Linked DNA regions of Homo sapiens: region 2 is linked to region 1. A link is an interaction called in ENCODE POLR2A ChIA-PET data of the cell type or tissue named here. Cell type or tissue: PC-9. All regions are shown on one strand.

Evidence for each region. ChIA-PET counts read pairs that join two places held together with the same protein. Peaks named below come from ENCODE experiments on the same cell type or tissue, not always from the same donor. Only the 100,000 strongest peaks of a DNase experiment are listed, where the experiment ranks them.
Region 2: POLR2A ChIA-PET joins it to region 1 with 6 read pairs; 1 of 35 experiments calls an interaction of 5 or more read pairs at or near these places.

The regions. Positions count from the first base shown.
Region 1 is chr1:235,224,202-235,229,201 of GRCh38, reverse strand. It overlaps ARID4B (AT-rich interaction domain 4B), which reads left to right. Exons shown (of 24, transcript NM_016374.6): 12 at 4,427-4,499. Among named protein-coding and RNA genes, the nearest start is that of MIR4753, 37 kb to the right of the region's middle. In PC-9, no CTCF peak of the experiment used is centred here; a DNase peak (open chromatin) is centred at 2,961; H3K27ac peaks cover 1,042 bases.
Region 2 is chr1:234,455,573-234,460,572 of GRCh38, reverse strand. It overlaps TARBP1 (tRNA guanosine 2 -O-methyltransferase TARBP1), which reads left to right. Exons shown (of 30, transcript NM_005646.4): 7 at 177-312; 8 at 1,247-1,343; 9 at 2,817-2,906. Among named protein-coding and RNA genes, the nearest start is that of TARBP1, 21 kb to the left of the region's middle. In PC-9, no CTCF peak of the experiment used is centred here; DNase peaks (open chromatin) are centred at 1,742 and 2,032; H3K4me3 peaks cover 593 bases; H3K27ac peaks cover 1,785 bases.

The DNA of each region.
Region 1 (5,000 bases):
ATTATAAATAACAGTTGGGTTTCCCTTGTGGGTTAGGATTTGGCATTAAGTCATTACTCATATAAGTATTTTTAGTATGAGAAATATTTCATAATCTTGTATTTGAGATCCTCATAATCAGATAGTTTACTTGGTTACTTTAGATATATGATCTTGTGAAATAGAAAATATTAAGCCTGATTTTCCTAATAACCTCAAAAACATGTCTTAGTCTTCCTATGCTTTTTTTAATGAGATGATTAAGAAAGTATCCACCAGGCTGGGCGCAGTGGCTCAGGCCTGTAATCCCAGCACTTTGGGAGGCCAAGGCAGGCGGATCACGAGGTCAGGAGATCGAGACCATCCTGGCTAACACAGCGAAACCCCGTCTTTACTAAAAATACAAAAAATTAGCCGGGGGTGGTGGTGGGCACCTGTAGTCCCAGCTACTCGGTAGGCTGAGGCAGGAGAATGGCATGAAACCGAGAGACGGAGCTTGCAGTGAGCCAAGATCGCGCCACTGCACTCCAGCCTGGGCGACAGAGCGAGACTCTGTCTCAAAAAAAAAAAAAAAACGAGAACAAAAACAAAAAAACTTACCATCTAGGCCAGGCACGGTGACTCACGACCATAATCGTAGCACTTTGGGAGGGCAAGGCAGGTGGCTAACTTGAACTCAGGAGTTTGAGACCAGACTGGGCAACATGGTGAAACCCCATCTCAACAAAAATAAAAATAAAAATAATTAGCAGGGCATGTCAGTGCACTCCAGCCCCAGTGCACTCAGTAGCCCCAGCTACTGAGGAGGCTGTGTTGGGAGGACGGCCTGAGCCCTGGAGGTGGAGGTTGCAATGAGCCGTGAATTTACCACTGCCCTACATCCTGGGTGACAGAGTGAGACCCTGTCTTATTAAAAAAAAAAAAAAAAAAAAAAAAAGAACCTACCTACCTAATTCTTTAAAATGCTTTTCATTACCATGTTGACAGCTGTCACCTCATGAAATGCTTACATCTCCATATTTTATTGATTAACCCAGAAAAGTATAAAATACATCTTTCATTTAATATTTAAAAGAAAAATCAGGCCGGGTACTGTGGCTCATGCTGGGATGACTAATCCTAGCACTCTGTGAGGCCGAGGCGGGCAGATCATGAGATCAGGAGTTCGAGGCCAGCTTGGCTAACATGGTGAAACCCCGTCTCTTACTAAAAATACAAAATAATTAGCCAGGTGTGGTGGTGGACACCTGTAATCCCAGCTACTCGGGAGGCTGAGGCAGTAGAATTGCTTGAACCCGGGAGGCGGAGCTTGCAGTGAGCTGAGATTGCGCCATTGTTCTCCAGCCCGGGTGACAGTAGGAGACCCCGTCTCAAAAAAAAAAAAAAAAAAAATAGCAGAAAAGTAAAGATCAATATCTCTTTGATTCAGAGAATCTTGAATCATTTTATCTAAGACAAATGGGTAGATAGTTCTGATTAGATCATAAATAAGCCATAAAATATGGCTCAAAGAGCTCAAATTTTGGATTTTATTTTACCTGGAGCTTTAGATCTGGCAGTGACAAGGTACTCTTTAATGGTTTGCTGAACAGCCTCGTAAAAGTTAATGAGTGGTGCAGATAGTGAAGGCTGCTATATTTGACCATGAAATGAAATGTATTTAATGTGTTTAGTAAATTAATTGGTCAGTATGTAATACTTTAGGTAAGTTATGAAATTCTGCCTTTTAACTGTAGTAAAGTATTAATGAAATGAGATTGTTTTGGAGGTTATATTTTAGGGTGTAGTGATCTGTAATGACAATGTATAATGTAGAAATTTCCCTGCTTCAGTCTTCTCCCTGACTGCTTTCTATTTAAATTGCTAAAATCAGCAATCATTCCCTTGCTGCTAAAAACCTCCTGAGTAGCTTTTTGTCACTGTAAAAGTTAAGCTTTCATATAGAATCTCCTTTATAGTCCAATTCCTGCCTCAATTTTTTCTCATCATTTCCCTTTCTGTGTCCTCCCCCTTGAACTTTATGCTATAGCAATGTCAAATTACATATGTTGCTGCTACTCACCTTTGCATATGCTAGTACCTCTGTAGGCACCACCTTTTCCTCCCCTCCTTCCTTAGTCAGCATGGTACATTCCTGTTCAATTTTCAGAACCCTACTTAGGTGCCATCTCTCTAAAGAGAAACCTGTGAACCATCACCTCCCTCACCTCAGGAAAGCACCAGTTCATTTGCTAGTCTAAACTACTACTGCTCCTGGCAGGCACGGTGGGTCATGCCTGTAATCCCAGCACTTTGGGAAGCTGACGCTAGCGGATCACCTGAGGTCAGGAGTTTGAGACCAGTCTGGCCAACATGGTGAAACCCCGTCTGTACTAAAAATACAAAAATTAGCTGGGTGTGGCTGGGCGCGGTGGCTCACGCCTGTAATCCCAGCACTTTGGGAGGCCAAGGCAGGCAGATCACCTGAGGTCAGGAGATCGAGACCATCCTGGCTAACATGGTGAAACCCTGTCTCTACTAAAAACACCAAAAAATTAGCCGGGCATGGTGGTGGACGCCTGTAGTCCCAGCTACTCAGGAGGCTGAGGCAGGAGAATGGTGTCAACCCGGGAGGCGGAGCTTGCAGTGAGCCGAGATCACGCCACTGCACTCCAGCCTGGGTGACAGAGCCAGACTCCATCTAAAAAAAAAAAAATTAGCTGGGCGTGGTGGCAGGTGCCTGTTATCCCAGCTACTAGGGAGGCTGAGGCAGCAGGATTGCTTGAACCCAGGAAGCGGAGGTTGCAGTGAGCCGAGATGACACCACTGCACTCCAGCCTGGGCGACAGAGCAAGACTCTGTCTCAAAAACAAGACAAAACAAAAAAAGAATTACTACTGCTCCTTATACATATTTTTGTCATTTATATTTATTGTCTATTTTTTCTTCCCCACGAATTTGTAAGTTCCTTAAAGTTAGGAATGCTGTCTTACTCGTATTCATACTTAAAGTGTCTGTCATAGTGTGTAAAATATAACAGATGATAAATAGCTACCAAACCTTTTGGTGCTTAGTGTTTTCACAAGTGTTTTTGTAAAAGCAAATCTGTAGTGTAGTGTAAACATTTTCTTGAGTTAAAAGCTTACCTTAAATGTTTTTGGAATAGGAAAAATTGTGCTGTTTATTAAAGTTAAATATTGTACCATGGGAACATTTAAGATAACATCTAGAAAATAGATGTCCTTAGATTTGTATTTGATCACCTTACCAAAACCTGAATGTATGGAGTGTGTTTAAATTGAGAAATACAGATTCATCATTAGCAAATTAATGGTTGTCATTTATTTTTCTCTGCCCAATTAGAAAACCTAATAGTTGATCAACATAGGCTTTAAAAAAAAAATTACCTTTCTTTGTTGTACTAGCTTTTAAATTAAAAAGACAATCTCGCTAAAGCAGTGGCATTAGGCACATGATTTTCCAAATTGAAAAATGCTATGTTTTTATTTATTTAGATTACCAGTTGAATATCCTAACTTTTACTGTTACAAATCTGTATATTTAAGCCAGAGTAACTGTAAAGCCTAGCTGTATATTTGGAATCATTTTCTCTGCAGTTACTCCTAATCATGTTCTGTAACAGTAGGCTCCATAGCCTATTTTTTCTTTTATTTGATTCAGCACCTGGCATAGTACCTACACTTACAGGTGCTCAAGTGTTTGTTGAATGGATGAAAGTCATTGAATTGGTGAGTTCCTCAATCTTAACCTACTACCCTGCTCCTTGCAGGTTGCTTCAGGACCAGCTCCCTGCTGCCACAGCCCTTGGCCACAGCAGCAAGAAGCTAGTCCTTCCCTTGTAATTGATAAATTGGGGAACTATTTTATTACTTGAAGATTTCCCTAAGTCTGAATCTTCAGGTATTGTAGATCAAATTTGTTCCCCACTTTACTGATTATGTAAGCTTGAAGTATATACAGTGGGGCTGCATAAAATGAAGGATACTTGCAGTCAGCTAATGGGACCCATACTTTTATAGTACCTTGAGGAGCAATAATAGAATTAGTTTTGATGTTTAACTCTGATCCAGTTTCGCATAAGTTGAGAGTAGGTATTCTTGAACCTGTGATCCTGATTTGAAAAATAGCTCTCTCATATGGTAAAAAAAACAAAACAAAACAAAACAAAACCACGAACAGTCTTGCTAGTCCCTTTTCTCATATGGGAATTTTTACTGTGGGGATTCTAACTATTGGGATACTTTTTAAGGCATATTCCTCTATAAAACATAAAATGTCTAGACTTACCTGGTTTTGAACAGCTTAGTGTTAAAAGAGTAACTTTGATTACGTAAAAAGCCTTTGAAGTATTTTAATGAACACTAGTCTTTGCTATTGGTAAGAAATCTGCTTGTTTTATTAAAATGCTTAATTGAAGAAAATAATATTCTTCTGTGATTAAAATTAGGAAGAAATAGAACCATTTCCAGAAGAAAGGGAGAACTTTCTTCAGCAATTGTACAAATTTATGGAAGATAGAGGTGAGTATTTTTTATTTATCATTAACGTGGTAAGTTTTGGACAGATAATTAGTATCTTAAAAATAAGAATAGAATTTTGTTTACTGAACTTTATGTCATCAGTAATTATGGCTGTCTTTTTGACTCTGATATCACCAGCACCTAGCATAGCGCCTGTCACGTAACAAGTAGAATGAGGAATTTGATAGCATTTTGACAGATATTGTGGCTATGGACACATAAATGCACTTATTACCCTGTCCTGCCAATCCCTTTACCTATCCATGGGTCCCTAAAGAACAGTAGCAAAATGGGAATTAAGCCAGAAATAGATAAAGAAGTGTGACAAAGTCTCAAAAGTGAGCCTTGGCTCAGCTTATTTAATCTGCCAGAAGCTGCTAAGGCCACGGAAGGATTGAAGGAAGAAGAATAACTTAGGGTAATGAACTAATCCTTCCGTAACCTCAACACTGTTATTCTCTAGCTTATCTTCTTGGTCAGAGTCTACTTTCTTCTTTTCTG
Region 2 (5,000 bases), 770 kb after region 1:
CTCCACATCCTCCCCAACTCTGAGTATTGTCTGTCCTTTAGATTATAGCCATCATAGTGTGTGGGAAGTGGAGCCTTACTATGGTTTTGACTTGTATTTCCCTAATACCTAATGGTATTGAGCTTCTTTTCATGTGCTAATTGGCAACAATGATAATTTAAAACTTTTTCTTTCAGGTAGCTTCCTATTGAAGTTTATTCGGAAGATGACAAGTAGGCATTGGTGTGCTGTTCCCATTTTGTTTCTATCTAAGGCTTTGGCAAATGTCCCAAGACATAAGGCCCTGGGTATAGATGGGCTTCTTGCTCTCAGGTAATTTACTCTGTATATGTACTTGTATGGTTATTTGCCATGACTTTCCATCAATATATATATTTTCTCCTCTGCTTTAATCTACAGTAAATGGATATAGTTAATATTGGGATTGGGATGTTTGGGCTCTTAATTTTACATAAGAAAAAAATTAAAAAATGTATTATTCGTATAGTTGAACTTATTTTGTTTTACAAATTACTAGTTTAAATGTGTACTGAAGTATGTGCTGTTGAATTTTGACCTCTTTAAATAAGGCCAGTAAGTTTTTTTTAAAATTACATTCGTAAGTAGAAAGCTAAAGATAAAATATCAAACAATAATATTTAACAGAAAGTATTTAAAAAATATTTGGTAAAAAGGAATTTTGAGGAGATGAAAAAAAGAAAAAGTATTTCAGTAAATATAAACTTCTTTAAAAGCATCTTCATTTATAGTTTTTTTTTTTTGAGCTGGAGTCTCGCTCTGTCACCCAGGCTGGAGTGCAGTGGTGCGATCTCGGCTCACTGCAACCTCTGCCTTCTGGATTCAAGCGATTCTCGTGTCTTAGCCTCCTAAGTAGCTGGGATTAAAGGTGTGCGCCATTACTCTCGACTGATTTTTGTATTTTTAGTAGAGACGGGATTGCACCATGTTGGCCAGGCTGGTCTCAAACTCCTGACCTCAGGTGACCTACCCGCCTCAATCTCTCAAAGTTGTGGGATTAGAGGTGTGAGCCACTGCGCCCGGCCTATAGTCTTATTTTTAAAAGAGACTTGTTTCATAGTAAAATTGAGCTCTTAATAGAGGCCATAATGGGAAATAACAGCTTTGAAATTCTGCAGACTTTCTGCATTAGGAAGTGTAGTTGTTATAAATCAACTTGTTGATAATCACAAATTATCAGAATTGTCTTTGGGAATACGGAACTGCATTTTTTGTGTTTCGATGTCAGGGATGTTATTCATTGCACTATGATCACACATCAGATTCTCCTGAGAGGGGCAGCCCAATGCTACCTTCTTCAAACAGCTATGAATTTGCTAGATGTGGTAAGTTTTTCTTTTGTTACTTCCATTTACAAGTCTTTCTTAGTGAGTGGGTGTACAGAAATGAGTTAACATAGCAGACCTGTGATACTGCCATTAGAAAGGCCTGCTTGTAATAAAATAATAAATGTGCTTGTAATAAAATAATACATATGATCTCTCTAAATAGTCCTTGGCTGGCACTGGGACCTTGGATTTTGGGAGGATTTACACTATCCTAACTGCTAAGAGTGGCTTATTGTATCTAAAGTGTTTGTTCAATGTGGTTTATGCTGAAAACCTGCTTTCTTTCTGAGAGTCTGGAATTTCAGTATGTATGAGGCAAAAGGTGCCTGCATGACCACGTCCCAGGAAAAGCCCGAGGCACTGAGTCTCCATTGAGCTTCCCTGGTAGACAGACTTTCACTGTGTTGTCACAGCTTGTTGCTGGGGGAGCTAAGTGTGTCCTGGGTGGCCCACTGGGAGAGGACTCTTGGAGCGTATGCCTTGTTCCCTCTCTACATTTCCCCTCATCTTCCCCTGTATCGACATTCAAGGAATATATATGGTGTGTATCCTGTGCTTTTTACAAAGCCTCAGTAAATATTGCTTACTACAGGGGTCAGCAAACTCTTTCTGTGCAGTGCCAGGTAGCAAACTTTTTTAAAGCTTTGCCGCTGGCTTTATGATCTGTGTTGCAACTTCTGAACTAAATAAACAGGCGTTGGCTATATTCCAAAAAAACTATTTACAAAACAGGCTGTGAATAGTTTTTGCCAATGCCTGGCCTAGATAGAGCCAAGGTATCTTATTTCAAGATGTACAACCTTAAGGGAATGAAAGACCTAGGTGGTTTTCTGAGTCAGGGGCTCATTTTTATGGCATTGAAAATAATCACTTTTTTTTTTTGAGACAGAGTTTTGCTCTTGTCTCCCAGACTAGAGTGCAATGGCACGATCTTGGCTCACTGCAACCTCCACCTCCCAGGTTCAAGTGATTCTCCTGCCTCAGCCTCCCAAGTAGCTGGGATTACAGGCATCTGCCACCACAACTGGCTAATTTTTGTATTTTTAGTAGAGATGGGGTTTTGCCATATTAGCCAGGCTGGTCTCGAACTCCTGACCTCAGGTGATCCACCCACCTCGGGCTCCCAATGTGCTGGGATTACAGGCGTGAGCCACCGCGCCTGTCCTCACATTTTGATTGAAAGTAATTTCTTCTTATAGAATGGTGTTTTTTTTTTTTTTAAGATTGTGACTGTCTTTAAGATAGTAACCTCAATTTTAAGTTAACATGGTATCTTTATGTTAAAAGTTGAATAATATTTTCTTTTTATTTGCTTTCTTTTGATTTAGCTAATGATATTTGCTTTCTTTTGATTTAGCTAATGATAACCTACTTTAAGTAGTAGAATTGATTGCCTTCACAGTGGTTTTAGTTTATTCAATTAAACATTTTAATACGAGTAATTTTTAAAACCTTTCCTGCCCTGCCCAGGAGAAAGTGTCACTTTCTGATGTCTCAACTTTTCTCATGTCTCTGAGACAAGAGGAATCCTTAGGACGAGGAACTTCATTGTGGACAGAGGTGAGATTAAAGATAATTTAATAAAGTCTTTGAAAACTATAAAAAATGGTTTTCTTAATGAATTTCTTAGTAGCCATTTATATAAAATATAATGATTGCTTTGTTATCTGTCAGCAGAGACTTTGAAATATTGTATATTTGCTTTGAGTGGACTTAACTAATTCTGCTAAGATGCTTATGGAGAGGTGGGAGAGAGGAAAATGTTTGCAGTACAGATAGACCTATTTAGAAGAAAAGATATTGCTAGTGGGCAGATCTCAACTCTGGATGAGATGCATTAGGAATAATGGCGATGTTAGACTCAAACACAGTAAGTGACACAAACTCCTCTTTCTCTTTTTTCTGTCATTGAATGGCCCCTTCCTCCACCCAGTTGTCCAGTCCTTATGTTTTGGTAATTCTGAGTTTGTCCTGACTTTCTGCATCCAATTCATCATGAAACCCTCCTGTCTCATAAACATCTTTCCTCTTCTCCATGCCGCTCTGTGGCTCTAGCTCAGACCCTCCTCATGTGAAGCTTCTTCCCTTGTGATGATGTCTTGTTGATGTCACGTCCCTGGCCTCCAGACCTCTTACTGTGCCACCCTTTTCCTCAGGACTCTTCAGGGCCAGCCTCCTCCCTCTTTTTGTAAACCACGGGGTTTAGTTTATACAACTGACTTCAGTGCTTATTTGTTATTTATGTGGCTGAGTTCTGATCTTTGTCCCCTCTGGGTTATATAGTTTTTGAGAAATGAAGAAGGGGCAAATTGTGGCCTTTAAAAAATAGAATTTTGTTTTATTTTCTTGATCACAATGCATCTAATTTTGTGGAATTTGAAAAATATAGAACCATATAAAGAAAATAAAAATAATCTGTAATGCCTACCGTCAAACTAAATTCATATTTTTTGGTTTAGTTTTTAGTTCTTTTTCCCTATGAATATACGTATTCTCTTACTTGCCTTCTCATTATAGATAAGTATATGTGTATTTAAAATAATACATATGATCTCTCTAAATATAGATTAAACTGTTTTAAATTTTATTTTTTTGTATTCACATATATATGAGCATTTTAGCATGTTGCTAAGTAATTTTTCAAGATGTAGTAAAAATGCAGTTGATTGTATCATTTAAAATTTATTGTATTAGTTCCTTTTCTTGGACTTTGTTTCAAAGTTTTTGCTTTTATAAATAACACTGGGCTGGGCACAGTGGCACTTTGGGAGGCTGAGGCGGGCAGATCACTTGAGGCCAGGAGTTCGAGACCAGCCTGGCCAGCATGGCGAAACCCCGTCTCTACTAAAAGTACAAAAATTATCGGGGCATGGTGGTGTGTGCCTGTAGTCTCAGCTACTTGGGAGGCTGAGACAGGAGAATTGCTTGAATCCGGGAGGCGGAGGTTGCAGTGAGCTGAGATCGTGCCACTGCACTCCAGCGTGCACGACAGAGTGAGACCCTGTCTCAAAAAGTAAATAACATTGGGAGGAACTTATTTCTATATGTTTTTATTTATACCTGTTTTTTAGGATAAATTCATAAAATTGAATTTGCTGTATTTCAATAATTTTAAGGTTCCTGATACAGATTGAGAGAGGTTTCAAAGTATGACAGTGGACATCCACTTTATCTACAGTGATACAATACCAAATGTATCAGCATGTTAAATTCTTTGCCACTTTGGTAGATAAAACATAGCATTTGGTGACTTTATTTGCATTACTCTGATCACTGTTTTTTAAAACATTTTTTCATGTCTTTGTAGTATTTCTTTTGTGAATTGTCTATTATTGTCCTTTCCCCATTTTGTTTTGGGATTTTAGTGGTTTTTTTTTCTTTTTTACTTGATTTGTAAGTGCTCTTTTTATATTGAGGGTATTGACAAGTTGTTATACCTACTGCAAATAATTTTTTTTTAGTTCCTTTTTAAAAAATTTAGCTTTGCTTGCTGAATGGGTAATGAATTTACGTGATTTGAAGATTAAAACTATTGGTCAGAAGTGTCTTATTTCTGTTTTGCTCTTCTATCTTGCCTTGATCCTTATCGTACTCCACCCCATCCCCAAACAAAGGTGTTTTTGATATAGACTCTGCTTACTACCTTGCAAGTTT